Linked DNA regions of Homo sapiens: region 1 is linked to region 2. A link is an interaction called in ENCODE POLR2A ChIA-PET data of the cell type or tissue named here. Cell type or tissue: PC-9. All regions are shown on one strand. Links, peaks and the distances in the headings refer to the core of each region. The heading gives the core; the rest is flanking DNA.

Region 1 (7,327 bases), core at 1,269-6,268, 100 kb after region 2:
AAACCCTGTCTCTACCAAAAAATACAAAAATTAGCTGGGCGTGGTGGAGCATACCTATAGTCCCAGCTACTTGGGAGGCTGAGGTGGGAGAATCCCCTGAACCCAGGAGACGGAGGTTGCAGTGAGCTGAGATTGTGCCACTGCACTCCACCCTGGGTGACAGAGGGAGACTCTGTCTCAAAATAAATAAATGAATATAAAAATAAAATAATTAATAAAGTGATATGATAGTAACTGAAGGTGGCAACATTAAACTGAGTTCTCTCTCTCTCTCTCTTTTTTTATAATCCCATGCCTAAACTGAGTTCTCTGTACCTCACATTCTCCAGGCACAAATTCCAGCCACCTGGGAAATGACAAAAGAGACTTCAGAGAAGGGCAGGGGACTTGTGTCATCTGGGAGCAGATGAAAGGAGAACATCAGCTATAATGAAAGTAACCAAAGAGCATTTCGAGCAAGGATCAGAATAATAACAATAATGCCTCACAATTGTTCAGCCCTTTAGAGTTCACAACCAAGTGCCCCAGGTTTATCAATGATCCAAATGCTAGGCTGGGTGCGGTGGCTCATGCCTGTAACCCCAGCACTTTGGGAGGTCGAGGCAGGTGGATCACCTGAGGTCAAGAGTTTGTGACCAGCCTGGCCAACACAGCGAAACCCCGTATCTACTAAAAATGCAAAAATTAGCTGGGTGTGGTGGCATGTGCCTGTAGTCCCAGCTACTTGGGAGGCTGAGGCACGAGAATCACTTGAACCCAGGAGGCAGAGCTTGCAGTGAGCTGAGATCACACCACTGCACTCCAGCCTGGGTGACAGAGTGAGACCCTGTCTCAGAAAAAACAGTACCTATTATTCTATTTTTTTCTTTTGAGACAGAGTTTCACTCTTGTCACCCAGGCTGGAGTGCAGTGGCGATCTTGGCTCACTTGCAATCTCCACCTCTCAGGTTCAAGTGATTCTCCTGCCTCAGCCTCCCGAGTACCTGGGATTACAAGCGGCTGCTACCACACCCAGCTAATTTTTATATTTTTGGTAGAGATGGGGTTTCACCACGTTGACCAGGCTGGTCAGGAACTCCTGACTTCAGGTAATCCACCTGCCTTGGCCTCCCAAAGTGCTAGGATTACAGGCGTGAGTCACCGCATCTGGCCAAAGAGTAGCTATTATTCTCATTCCCATTTTACAGGTGAAAAGACAAAGGCCCAGAGACATAAAGCTATTTGCCCAAGGTCACACATCTATTAAGATGCAGATCCATGCCTGGCACAGTGGCTTACACCTGTAATCCCAGCACTTTAGGAGGCCGAGCCGGGCAGATCATTTGAAGTCAGAGGTTCAAGACCAGCCTGGGCAACATGGTGAAACCCCATCTCTACTGAAAATACAAAAATTAGCTGGGCGTGGTGGCAGGCACCTGTAATCCCAGCTACTCAGGAGGTTGAGGCAGGAGAATCACTTGAACCTGGGAGGCAGAGGTTGCAGTGAGCCAATAAAATTAAATTAAAATTTAAAAAAAGAAGCAGATCCAAGACTTAAGTCAGGTTTCTAACACCTAAGTCCAGCACCCTTTTAAAACATCACAGGTTCAGTGTAAAAAGAAGAAAAGAGGGAAAGGATGGGGCTGGTGGAGTGACTTTCCACAGGTGCCCTGGGGCCAGAAGCCCAAGACCTACTGTTCTTTCCAGTCTTGAAGGCAACGTTCACTGGTGTGCTCCCCACTCTCTAATTCTCCCTCACTCAGGCCTCAGTGAGTCTTTGGGTGCCAGTCTGGGACGTGGTAGATCCCAGGACAACCAGGAAATGCCAGCCCTGAGATCCTCCACGGCCTGGAGAAGGTTATAACAACAGAACAATATCAGGAAACAGGCCTTGGGAGAAACCACATGGGAGAGCCGATGGCCAAGGCCCAGCCTGGGCAGGCAGTGTAGAATAATGGATAGTTAAATGCTGGGACTGCCGAACATGGGTAGCCACATGGTCTCCTTTCAGTGCTCTGGCACCACCGCTCACTAGTCATGAGACCCTGGGCAAATCAGTGCCTGTTCTACAGCTTCTTCCTCCATAAGGGGGGACAACAATAGTGTCAACCTCATGGGGCTCTCATGAAGATATTAGCCAATGTATGCGAAGCATTTACCACTGCCCCCAGCAAGTACCACATATATTTACCATCATTCTATTTATTTACATGCACCGAGGACCTCAAGAGTAGACTTTTGATGTTGGGAACCACATGAAGTTCTGCCTTCAGTCACAGAGAAAATTGACAGGCTGGAAAACAGACCCTCACATCCGTGAGATGGGTCCCACCATCAGACCAGCTGCTATGAATTTAATATTTGTAAATAAATCACATTGATGTGTATTGTATGTTAAAAGCCTTATCTTCTTCTTCCTCTTCTTTTTTTTTTTTTTTTTTTTTGAGACTGAGTCTCGCTCTGTCGACCTGGCTGTAGTTCAGTGGTGCAATCTCAGCTCACTGCAAGCTCCGCCTCCCGGGTTCACGCCATTCTCCTGCCTCAGCCTCCCGAGTAGCTGGGACTACAGGCACCTGCCACCACGCCCGGCTAATTTTTTGTATTTTTAGTAGAGATGGGGTTTCACCGTGTTAGCCAGGATAGTCTCGATCTCCTGACCTCGTGATCCGCCCGCTTCGGCCTTAAAAGCCTTGTCTTCTTAAAAATAATCAGTCAAGGCCAGGCGCGGTGGCTCACGCCTGTAATCCCAGCACTTTGGGAGGCTGAGGTGGGCGGATCACGAGGTCAGGAGATCAAGACCATTCTGGCTAACACGGTGAAACCCCGTCTCTACTAAAAATACATAAAATTAGCCGGGCGTGGTGGCGGGCGCCTGTAGTCCCAGCTACTCGGGAGGCTGAGGCAGGAGAATGGCGTGAACCCGGGAGGCGGAGCTTGCAGTGAGCTGAGATCGCGCCACTGCACTCCAGCCTGGGCGACAGAGCAAGACTCTCATCTCAAAAAAGAAAAAAAAAAATCAGTTAAAATACATAGCAATATTTGTAACCATGTTTGAGCAAGTCATTTTTTGTTTTTTGTTTTTTGTTTTTTTAAGATGGAGTTTCACTCTTGTTGCCCAGGCTGCAGTGCAATGGCGCGATCTCAGCTCACTACAACCTCTGCCTCCTGGGTTCAAGCGATTCTGCTGCCTCAGCCTCCCGAGTAGCTGGGATTACAGGCGCCTGCCACCATGCCCAGTTAATTTTTTGTATTTTTTGTAGACACAGGGTTTCACCATGTTGGCCAGGCTGGTCTCGAACTCTTGACCTCAGGTGATCCACCTGCTTCGGCCTCTAAAAGTGCTGGGATTACAGGCGTGAGCTACCACACCCGGCCAAGTCCTCATTTTTTAACCATTCCAGGCCCACACTGCTTTTGACTCGGAGAGGCCAGGTCTCTGCAGACCCTTCCCCTGCAGATCCAGGACAGCCTCAGGAAGCCTGGACCCTGGGTGGCATCTCCCCCTGCTTAAGCCATGTCTGCTCCCCAATCCCCTCCTTGAATCCTTTCACTAAAAGTGCCTGGAGTTTTATGGCACAAAATGCATGGCCCTAGGAAAGAATCTGCTCAGCCCCTATTAGCTGCGCATTATGAGCAAGTCACACCTTGTTTCTGTCTCTCGCTGTGTTCATGTATATGAAAGCTGGGTGGAGTCACATTACTTGCTTTGTAAGGTTTATTGTAAGGATGAAAAGGCCACTGTATGTCAAGCATAGTTCCTGGTACACAGTCAGCACGCAGTGACTGGGTTCATTTCCTTCTTTTGTTTTTTTTTTTTTTTGAGACAGAGTCTTGCTGTCACCTAGGCTAGAGTACAATGGTGCAATCATAGCTCACAGCAACCTCAAACTCCTGGGCTCAACCGATCCTCCAGCCTCGCCCTCCCGAGCAGCTTGGACTACAGGTACATGCCACCACACCTGACTAATTTTTAAAAATATTTTTGGTAGGGATAGGGTCTTACTATATTGCCCAGGCTGGTCTCAAACCCCTGGTCTTGATTGATTCTCTTGCCTGGGCCTCCCAAAGTATTGGGATTACAGGGGTAAGCCATTGTACTCAGCCGCTCCTTCTTTCATCATAATGTCACAGCCCAGCAAAGCCTTCTTCCAGTCTCCCCGGCACTCACTTCACCACTGCCTCCTTCTATTTCTCAAACACTGGCAGACACACTTCTGCCTCAGGGTCTTTGCACTTGCTATTCCTTCTGCCTGGAACACTCTTCCCCAGATATCCACATGGCTGGTTACCTGACCTCCTTCAAGCCTTTCTGCGAATCTCGCTTCCTGACATGGCCTACTATGTTATAATCCTATGTAATAGTGACACTTCCCCTGCCTGGCCACCACCACTACCACCCAGCCCCTTCCCCTGCTCCTTTTTTCTTCTTTGTATAGCATGTTTCACCTTCTCACATACAGTATAATTCTCCTATTTGTTACTTTTATTCTTTTTTTTTTTTTTTTGAGACAGAGTCTTGCTCTGTCACCCAGGCTGGAGTGCAATGGCATGATCTCGGCTCACTGCAACCTCCACCTGTTGGGTTCAAGCAATTCTCCTGCTTCAGCCTCCTGAGTAGCTGGGATTATAGGCGTGCGCCACCATGCCCAGCTAATTTTTTTTTTTTTTTTTTTGAGACGGAGTTTTGCTCTTGTTGCCCAGGCTGGAGTGCAATGGCGCAATCTTGGCTCACTGCAACCTCCGCCTCCTGGGTTCAAGTGATTCTCCCGCCTCAGCCTCCCTAGTAGCTGGGATTACAGGCACCCGCCACCATGCCCAGATAATTTTTTTTTATTTTTAATAAAGACGGGGTTTCACCATGGCCAGGCTGGTCTCGAACTCCTGACCTCAGGCAATCCACCTGCCTCGGCCTCCCAAAGTGCTGGGATTACAGGCATGAGCCACTGCACCCGGCCTAATTTTTGTATTTTTAGTGGAGACGGGGTTTCACCATGTTGGTCAGGCTGGTCTCGAACTCCTGACCTCGTGATCCACCCGCCTCTGCCTCCCAAAGTGCCAGGATTACAGGTGTGAGCCACCGCGCCCGGCCTATTACCTTTTTTTTTTTTTTTTTTTTTTACTGCATTTTTCTCCCTTCAGAATGTGAGCTCAGCTAGGGCAGGGACCACGTCTATCTCATCCATCACTGTTTCTCCACCATGTAGAACAATGCCCAGTGCATATTGGTACTCAATAAATATTTGCTGAGTGAATGAATCACAGAATGCATTATTTGCACATGAGAAAACCAAGACTCCCAGAGGAGAATTGCTTGTCTGAGGCCATAGAGCTGGGAAGAAGAGGAGCCAGGTTTGGATGCAGGTCTGCCTAACTCTGAAGTCCAGGCTTTTCCCAGTTCTCCAGGCTGATAGCTACCATGAAAAAGCATGTACATGTTGGGTAACTAGAAGAGAGTTCGGAGGTTGGTAAGGAGTTGGAATTTAGGATCCAGCGAATTGCCTTTAAGCTAAGTTCATAATTTTACAATAAACATTTAGTGAGTTCCTACTATGTGCAACTCCCTGTGCTTTCTGCTGGAGGAAAATCAATAATGGATTTGATAAACACCTATCGGCAACCTTGACACCCTAATGTTCACTGACTGGATGTCCCACAGGCACCTCCATCAACTTCACCCACCATCTTCCACTAAACTTGCCCCCATTCTACACTGTCAGAATCCTGTGTGTGTGTGTGTGTGTGTGTGTGTGTGTACTGGAAAAGTTAGGATTTAGCAGATCTGAGGGAACGGGTCCGGGATTGACTTTTTTTTTTTTTTTTTTGAGACGGAGTTTTGCTCTTGTCTCCCAGCTGCAGTGGCACAATCTCGGCTCACTGCTCACTGCAACTTCCGCCTCTTGGGTTCAAGGGCTTCTCCTGTCTCAGCCTCCCGCGTAGCTGGGATTACAACAAGCACCTGCCACCACGCTCAGCTAATTTTTTTGTATTTTTAGTAGAGATGGGGTTTCACCATGTTGATCAGGCTGGTCTTGAACTTCTGACCTCAGGTGATCTGCCCATCTCGGCCTCCCAAAGTGCTGGGATTACAGGCGTGAGCCACCACCCTCAGCCTACACAGCTTTCAGGAAGAGCTGTCTGAGCCATGTTCATCCCCTGTTTAGACAGGCACATACCCCATCCCAGCATGGCACTCAAAGTCCTGCACACGATTTGGCCCACAAACCTTTTTTTCCCCTAATTATTTGTAAGAAAATTTAAAAGTATAAAGGTAATATAGCAAACATCCAAATTCAGAATTATCAGCTGTAACAGTTTGTTATATTTACTTTCAATAATATATGTATATTTTGGCCAGACACAGTAGCTCACTCCAGTAATCCCAGCACCTTAGAAGGCTGAGGTGGGAGGATCACTTGAGGCCAGGAGTTCAAGACCAGCCTAGGCAACATAGGGAGAATCTGTGTCTACAAAATAATTTATGTATTTATTTATTTGTTGTTGTTGGTGGTGGTGGTGGTGTTTTGAGAAGGTCTCACTCTCTCGCCCAGGCTAGAGTGTAGTGGTGTGATTATAGCTCACTGTAGCCTCAAACTCCTGGACTCTAGCCATCCTCCCACCCCAGCTTCCTGAGTAACTAAGACTACAGGTGCATGCCACCATGCCCAGCTAATTTTCTTATTTTTATTTTTAGTAGAGATGAGGTCTTGCTATGTTGCCCAGGCTGATCTTAAGCTCCTGCACTCAGGCAATCCTCCTGCCTCAGCCTCCCAAAGTGCTGAGATTACAGGCATGAGCCACTGTGCCTGGCAAAATAATTTCAAAATTAGCCAGGCATGGCGGTATGCACCTGTAGTCTCTACTACTTGGGAAGCTGAGGCGGGAGGATCACTTAGAGCCCAGAAGTTCAAGGTTACAGTGAGCTATGATCATGCCACTGCACTCCAGCTTGGGCAACATAGCAGGACTCTATCTCCTAAAAAAACTGGCCAGGTGCTGTGGCTCACGCCTGTAATCCCAGCACTTTGGGAGGCCAAGGAAGACAGATCACCTGAGGTCAGGAGTTCAAGACCAGTTTGGCCAACATGCTGAAACTCCATCTCTACTAAAAATACAAAAATTAGCTAGGCGTGGTGGTGCTTGCCTGTAGTCCCAGCTACTCGGGAGGCTGAGACATGAGAATTGCTTGAACCTGGGAGGTGGAGGTTGCAGTGAGCTGAGATCGCACAACTGCACTCCAGCCTGGGTGTCAGAGTGAGACTCCATCACAAAAAGAAAAACAAACCGAAAAACAAACAAAAAACTGCCCTATATGTGTGTGTGTGTACGTTTTTGATGTGTTTTACAGATA
Region 2 (7,327 bases), core at 1,273-6,272:
ATGAGAAATAAAAAAACATTACTGTTTTAAGCCTAAGTCTTGGGTGGTTTGTTATGCAGCAACAGCGAACTGATACAATGGGTCGCAGAAACACTCACAGGACAGTATTTCTGTGCTGCTATTTCCACTTGATATTCTGGAGCTTCATGTAGATCTGTTGCAGTGAAGCAATAAAACAATACAGTGGCTTAAACAAGATTGTTTGTTTTCTTGTATGTAAGAGGTCGGAGTTAGGTCTTCATGTTTTCATGTCTGGTGGGTCAACTGTGCCCACCTTCAAAATGGCCCTTCTGGCTGGGCATGGTGGCTCACATCTGTAATCCCAGTACCTTGGGAGACAGAAGTGGGCATATCACTTGAGCTCAGGAATTTGAGGCCAGTCTGGGCAACATAGTGAGACCCCGTCTCTACTAAAAATACAAAAAATAAGCTGGGCGGCTGGGCGCAGTGGCTCACGCCTGTAATCCCAGCACTTTGGGAGGCCGAGGCGGGTAGATCACGAGGGCAGAAGTTCAAGACTAGCCTGGCCACGATGGTGAAACCCCGATTCTACTAAAAATACAAGAATTAGCTGGGTGTGGTGGTGGGGGCCTGTAATACCAGCTATTCTGGAGGCTGAGGCAGAGAATTGCTTGAACCTGGGAGGTGGAGGTTGCAGTGAGCCGAAATCGCACCACTGCACTCCAGCCTGGGCGACAGAGTGAGACTCCGTCTCAAAAAAAATAAAATAAAATAAAATAAGCTGGGTATGGTGGCCCACACCTCTAGTCCCAGCTACTCCGGAGGCTGAGGTAGGAGGATTGCTTGAGTCCAGGAGGTGGAGGTTGCAGTGAGCTGTGATCACACCATTGCACCCCAGCCTGGGTGACAGAGTGAGACCCTGTTTCAAAAAAAAAAAAAACAGAGACAGAAGAGTGAGGTGGGAAAATACCCAATCCTTTGGCACGTATCACTTCGATTCATATTTCTTTGCTAAAGCTTGGGCCCATGGCTTCACCTAGTTGCAAGGGAAACTGGGAAATGTACTTTCTTTCTTCTTCTTCTTCTTTTTTTTGAGATGAAGAGTCTCGCTCGCTCCGTCGCCCAGACTGGAGTGCAATGGCGTGATCTCGGCTCACTGCAACCTCCGCCTCCTGTGTTTAAGCAATTCTCCTGCCTCACCCTCCCAAGTAGCTGGGATTACAGGCACTGGCCACCACACCCGGCCAATTTTTTGTATTTTTAGTAGAGACGGGGTTTCATCATGTTCGCCAGGCTAGTCTTGAACTCCTGACCTCAAGTGATCCACCCGCCTCCGCCTCCCAAAGTGCTGGGATTACAGGTGTGAGCCACCAGGCCCGGCCTGGGAAATGTGCTTTCTAGCCACGCAGCATGTGCCCAGCTAAAATATGGCCATTCTATTTATTAAAGAGAGAAGGAGAAACTACGCATTTGAGGATGACTAGCAGTCAATGCTGTGTAATCTGCCTCCAGGGTTCTCAGCAGTGTTCTCAGTAAATATGAGTATCCCATGGATTAGGTGGTTTAATTTCTTATCATAAAACAATCATAAGTATCAAGTTTTTATCTATGAATTGGTTAGGGAGATTTAGGCTGCAAGTAACAGAATACTAAGCTAAAAGTTGTCTAAAGAGTTGGGAGTTTCCTAGCTTAGCCAACATAAGAGGAGACCTCTATCTTTACAAATAATTTTTTTTTTTTTTTTTTTTTTGGAGACAGAGGCTTGCTCTGTTGCCCAGGCTGGAGCGCAGTGGTGCGATCTCGGCTCACTGCAACCTCCACCTCCCGGGTTCAAGTGATTCTTCTGCCTCAGCCTCCCAAGTAGCTGGGACTACAGGCACATACCACCACGCCTGGCTAATTTTTGTATTTTTAGTAGAGATGGGGTTTCCTCATGTTGGCCAGGCTGGTCTTGAACTCCTGAACTCGTGATCTGCCCGCCTCAGCCTCCCAAAGTGCTGGGATTACAGGCGTGAGCCACTGTGCCCGGCCTTCTCCGAATAATTTTTTTAAATGAGCCAGGTGCGGTGGTATGTGCCTGTGGTCCCAGCTACTCAGGAGGCTGAGGCAGGAGGATCGTCTGAGCCTGGGAGGTCAAGGCTGCAGTGAGCCATGATCACACCACTACAGTCCAGCCTCCAGCCTCTGCAATGGAGTGAGAGTGTCTCAAAAAAAAAAAAAAAAAAAAAAAAACACAACAAAAAAACCCCACAGGACTTTTATCTTAAGATATCTTGGGGTAGACCATTTTTGAGTCAAGGCCCTCATGGTTGAAAGATGACTACCGTGGCTCCAAGCATCATATCCACAGAGAGCAACTAAATAACAGCTGTTATATATTGAGTACTTATCATGTGCTAGAACTGTCTGGGCATTTTAGGTGTATTCACTCATTTGATTTTCACAGCACCCTGAGAAGAAAGTCCAATTATTTTCATTTTGCAGAGGAGGAACACGAGGTACAGAAAGGTCAAGTAATCTGCTTAAGACAACACAGCCAATCGGAGGCAGAGCCATGCTTTTAGCCCAGATGGTTTGACCCTGGAGCCTGCACTTTTGTGTGGCTGCATTTGCCACGGGCAGCATCTCAGGAAGGGAGGCTTGGACAGGGGTCCTCCTAAAACATCTCTTTTTGTAAGAGGAGGAAAATTCCTCCCAGAAGCCCCCAGCAGCCTCCCCCTCTTATCTCATTGGCCAGAACAGGGTCCCATGGTTCTCCCCAACCCAATTACCAGCAGAGGGGAGTGGATCAAATGTAAATATCCCAGTCACCATCCACCTGGGGGTAATTAGTACATTGTCCTCCCACCAGAACAAAACAAGCTTCTTTTAGCAAGGAAGCGGGGGGGCAAATATCTGCCCCTAGGCAGAACCCATGGTTGGTAGCTGGGGTCCGCCAGCCCACTGGGATTGAAATAAGGTTGGCTCAGACCCCATCCCTTACTTTCCACAAGGCTTCTGCAATTTCTCAGGCTTACAATTGTGTGCCTCTGATTTCCGGCTTCTGCTGAATTCTAGCAGCTGTTCCCTTTATTTCTGCCCTGGAATTGACTCAAATGTAGGATGCAGCCCGTTTCTTCTCCCAAGAAACCGTGGATACCAGACTGCTCTGTAAGCAGAATTTCACTAAGATTTGTGGGTCCCTGGAAGAGTTATAGAGTGGCTCAGCACACGACTGAAAGTGGCACTGGGACGTCTCTGCTCTTACAAGCTGGTTTCTCAGGCATCCTCCAGCCCCGCCCGCACAGGGCTGCTGCTCCCATCTGCTGGCGCCCATGCCCATCTACCCGCCTCCCTTCTTCAGCCCCTGCGTGACAGACACCTCGATGCCCCAGGGGCTTCCAATTCTCACACAGGAGACCCTGCATTTCAGCTCTCCCTAGCCCCTCCTGCTCTTCCCAAACCAGGCTGCCAAGCCAAACCCAGTAAGGGCCTTTTAAGAACAAAAGGGCCTTTTAGTTAATGCAGCAGGATCTACTTTCCTTAGAAGGAAGCTTTGGTTATAAATAACAACCTTTCCCCTCTGGATTCCTCCAGGTGCATTGGAAATTCAAATTTCAGAATAAGCTGACTGCCAAGAGGGCCCTCCCCCTGTCGGGAGTCCCTTAGTCCATGGGAAATTCACAGAGAAGGAAACAGTCACTTTTCCTGCACCTGAGAAGGTAAAAATCAAACTGCCTTAGAAAGATTCTGTCCTCCTAAAAACTGGTGCCTCTGTACACCTCAAGGAGTCAGCAGGCTCTCCCTCCGAGGCTTAAAAGCCTCAGGGATTTCTTTTTTTCTTTTTTTCTTTTTTTTTTTTTGAGACGGAGTCTCGCTCTGTCACCCAGGCTGGAGTGCAGTGGCGCGGTCTTGGCTCACTGCAACCTCTGCCTGCCGGGTTCAAGTGATTCTCCTGCCTCAGCCACCTGTGAGCCACCGTGCCAGCCAGCCTCAGTGATTTCTTAGGAGCCTGTTGTATGCAATCTTGAGGGCTGAAGAAGTGAGAGGGACCCACCCCATCCTACCTCTACAGAATGCTTGGCACCCCCACCAATGTTCCTAGACTCCATCTCAGGACCAAGGTAGTGTAGACCCAAAGCCCGGCCCTATCCTGGCTCCCAAGCATCCCACAGCCTCTGGGGTAGAGGTGGTTAGAGGCACCAGCTCTAGACCTTGGCTGCCTTCTGTCTGCCCTCAGGGTCTGCTCAGATCAGGACACCCCCTCCCCCAGGCTGGGGCTCAGCCTCAGCATCCTTGGCAGGGCTCCCCACAGGGGCATTTCCACAACTTTCCAGCCCTGGCCTCCTGTTCAAGGGTTCGGCCTCAGGCAGGACTAGAGCTGAGTTGCAGAGGAGGAGGAGGAGCGGGGAGAGAGCCGAGTAGTTCAGGTTGCCGCAGGGGAGACAGGAGGGAGGAGAAGAGAAGGAGGGGAGGGAGCGAAGGTCCTCAGAACCCAAGTGCGGGGCAGCCTCAGGAAGGTGACTTCTGTTATTCTCCCTGTGTGCTGTGTCTTTAGGAAAATCCCCCTCACACGACAGCCCAACAGCCTTATACCCGCAGTTGCTCTGGGAGCAGGGGAAAATGTCCTGCAGTTCTTGCCCCTCATTTGGGTCAACTCCAGGACAGAAGTAAAGGCGACAGCTGCAAGGAATCAGCAGAAGCAGGACAGCAGCCATGAGCACATGAGCCCCCAGAGCTGGCAGAAACCTTGGAGGCTTTGTGTAGCTACAGTGATGGCCACGTCTGGGCTGGCACTCACCTTATGCCAGTCTCTAGGGAGGAGCCCGCATTTGCAGGCTGGGTTACATCTTTTCCCCTCTTCCACGCTGGGATTCTTTTTTTTTTTTTTTTTTTTTTTTGAGACAGAGTCTCGCTCTGTCGCCCAGGCTGGAGTGCAGTGGTGCGATCTCGGCTCACTGCAAACTCCGCCTCCCAGGTTCAAGCAATTCTCCTGCCTCAGCCTCCGGAGTAGCTGGGATTACAGGCACCCACCCCCATGCCCGGCTAATTTTTGTATTTTTAGTAGAGACAGGGTTTCGCCATGTTGGCCAAGCTAGTCTCAAACTCCTGACCTCAGGTGATCCGCCTGCCTTGGCCTCCCAAAGTGCGGGGATTACAAGCATGAGCCACCGTGCCCGGCCTGGAAATTGTTTTTTTTTTTAAACCCTCAGGTGATTCTGACTCTCCTGGAACCTGAGAACCACCAGTCTACGGGAACAGAGCCCTGCTTTGGGTCAGGTGTGTATAACTATGGTATTCCCTTTCTTCTCTGCCTCTATTGTTGATGTTGTTTTTTTGTTTTTTGTTTTTTTTTGAAACGGAGTCTCGCTGTTGCCCAGGCTGGAGTGCAGTGGCGCAATCTCGGCTCACTACAATCTCCGCCTCTGGGGTTCACGCCATTCTCCTGCCTCAGCCTCCCGAGTAGCTGGTAAGGGAGGAGACCACCCCTCACATTGTCTTATGCCCAATTTCTGCCTCCAAAGAAAGAAGTAAAAACTAAAAGGCAGAAATGAAATCCACAGGCAGACAGCCCGGCGCTGCACCCTGGGCCTGGTAGTTAAAGATCGACCCCTGACCTAATCAGTTATGTTGTCTATAGATTACAGACATTGTATAGAAATGCACTGTGAAAATCCCTATCTGTTTTGTTCCGATCTAGTTACCAGTGCATGCAGACCCCAGTCACGTACCCCTTGCTTGCTCAATCAATCCCGACCCCCTCACACGCACCCTCCTTAGAGTTGTGAGCCCTTAAAAGGGATAGGAATTGCTCACTCGGGGAGCTCGGCTCTCGAGACAGGAGTCTTGCCGATGCCCCCAGCCGATTAAACCCCTTCCTTCAACTCGGTGTCTGAGGAGTTTTGTCTGCAGCTCGTCCTGCTACACTGGGACTACAGGCGCTCGCCACCACGCCCGGCTAATTTTTTATATTTTTTAGTAGAGGCAGGGTTTCACCGTGTTAGCCAGGATGGTCTCGATTGCCTGACCTCATGATCCGCCTGCCTTGGCCTCCCAAAGTGTTGGGATTACAGGCGTGAGCCACCGCGCCCGGCCCCACTCTCTACCTCTGTTTGTTTAGGGGCAGGCATAGAATCCCATTCTAGTCAATGAGACAGAAAGGGGTTCTGGAAAGTTCCCCCACCCCCTTATAAAACAAGGAGGACGTCTTCAAGGAGGACGTCTGAGGAGAAGCTTTGCCGTGGCCTTTTGCCTTTGGATGCTGCCAGAGGGGTTAGAAGGCGGAGCTCCACAGTCAGGCAGCTGGGGTGTGTATCCTAGCGGGGAGAGCAAGAGACAGTGGGACAAAAATAATAACAGTAATAGCAGCAATGCTTCTTGAGGACTTTCCGCATGGCAGGCCCTATTCTAAGCACCTCATGTAGCATATTTTACCCTCAAACAGTCCTGAGGTAGGTTCTGTTATTGCGATTTTATAAATGAGGAAACTGAAGCACAGACAAGTTTAAATAACTCGTTCAAAGTCATACAGCTCATACATGGAGGCCAGCATGCAGGCCAGGTGTGTGGGGTATGGGCATTGCGGGCTACTTTAGGGACCCTGACCTTTTCCTCAGCATAGTGGGAAGCTGGTGAAAGGTTTTAAGCAGGGGTGGCCCCTCTGATTTACCTTTTTTTTTTTTTTTTTTTTTTTGAGACAGTGTCTCACTCTGTTGCCCAGGCTGGAGCGCACTGGTGAGATCTTGGCTCACTGCAGCCTCAAACTCCTGGGCTCAAGTGATCCTCCCACCTCAGCCTCCTGAGAAGCTGGGACTACAGGCAAATGCTACAGTGGCTGGCTACTTTTTGTAAAGACGGAGTTTCACCATGTTACCCAGGCTGGTTTTGAACTCCTGAGCTCAAGCAATCCGTCCACCTCTGCCTCCCAAAGTGCTGGGATTACACGCATGAGCCACCACATCTGGCCTGATTTACTTTTAAAAGTCACTGAAATGCTTTGCTCCTAAATTCTCTGCTGGGGACAAGCCAGCCACACTTGCACGGCCTGTTCTTCAGCCTCTTTTCCTCCCTGAGACATCAGTCCCTTAGCAAACCCAGCGTCTTGGGTGACTGGGACCAGGGTGACTCAATGGCAGATGCTGATGGGTGAGACAGCCACAAAGATGATCTTTGGAGAGTGAGTTATAGGTGATTTGTTTTATTTAATTTTTAATTTTTTTATTTTTTTTTGAGACAGAGTCTCACTCTGTCGCCCAGGCTGGAGTGCAGTGGCGTGATCTCAGCTCACTGCAACCTCCTCCTCCCGGTTCAAGCTACTCTCCTGACTCAGCCTCCAGAGTAGCTGAGATTCCAGGCATGTGCCACCACACCCAGCTAATCTTTGTAT

What was found. Peaks named below come from ENCODE experiments on the same cell type or tissue, not always from the same donor. Only the 100,000 strongest peaks of a DNase experiment are listed, where the experiment ranks them.
Region 1: POLR2A ChIA-PET joins it to region 2 with 13 read pairs; 7 of 35 experiments call an interaction of 5 or more read pairs at or near these places.

What each region holds. Positions count from the first base shown.
Region 1 is chr1:27,158,090-27,165,416 of GRCh38, forward strand. It overlaps LOC102723760 (a long non-coding RNA gene), which reads left to right. Exons shown (of 3, transcript XR_426674.4): 2 at 330-435; 3 at 2,200-2,379. Among named protein-coding and RNA genes, the nearest start is that of SLC9A1, 6.6 kb to the left of the region's middle. In PC-9, for the core only: no CTCF peak of the experiment used is centred there; DNase peaks (open chromatin) are centred at 3,712 and 5,162; H3K27ac peaks cover 2,444 bases.
Region 2 is chr1:27,054,861-27,062,187 of GRCh38, forward strand. It overlaps LOC101928391 (a long non-coding RNA gene), which reads left to right. Exons shown (of 8, transcript XR_007065559.1): 6 at 3,538-3,662; 7 at 5,154-5,220. Among named protein-coding and RNA genes, the nearest start is that of TENT5B, 46 kb to the left of the region's middle. RefSeq lists silencers at 3,178-3,472, 4,198-4,492. In PC-9, for the core only: no CTCF peak of the experiment used is centred there; no DNase peak of the experiment used is centred there.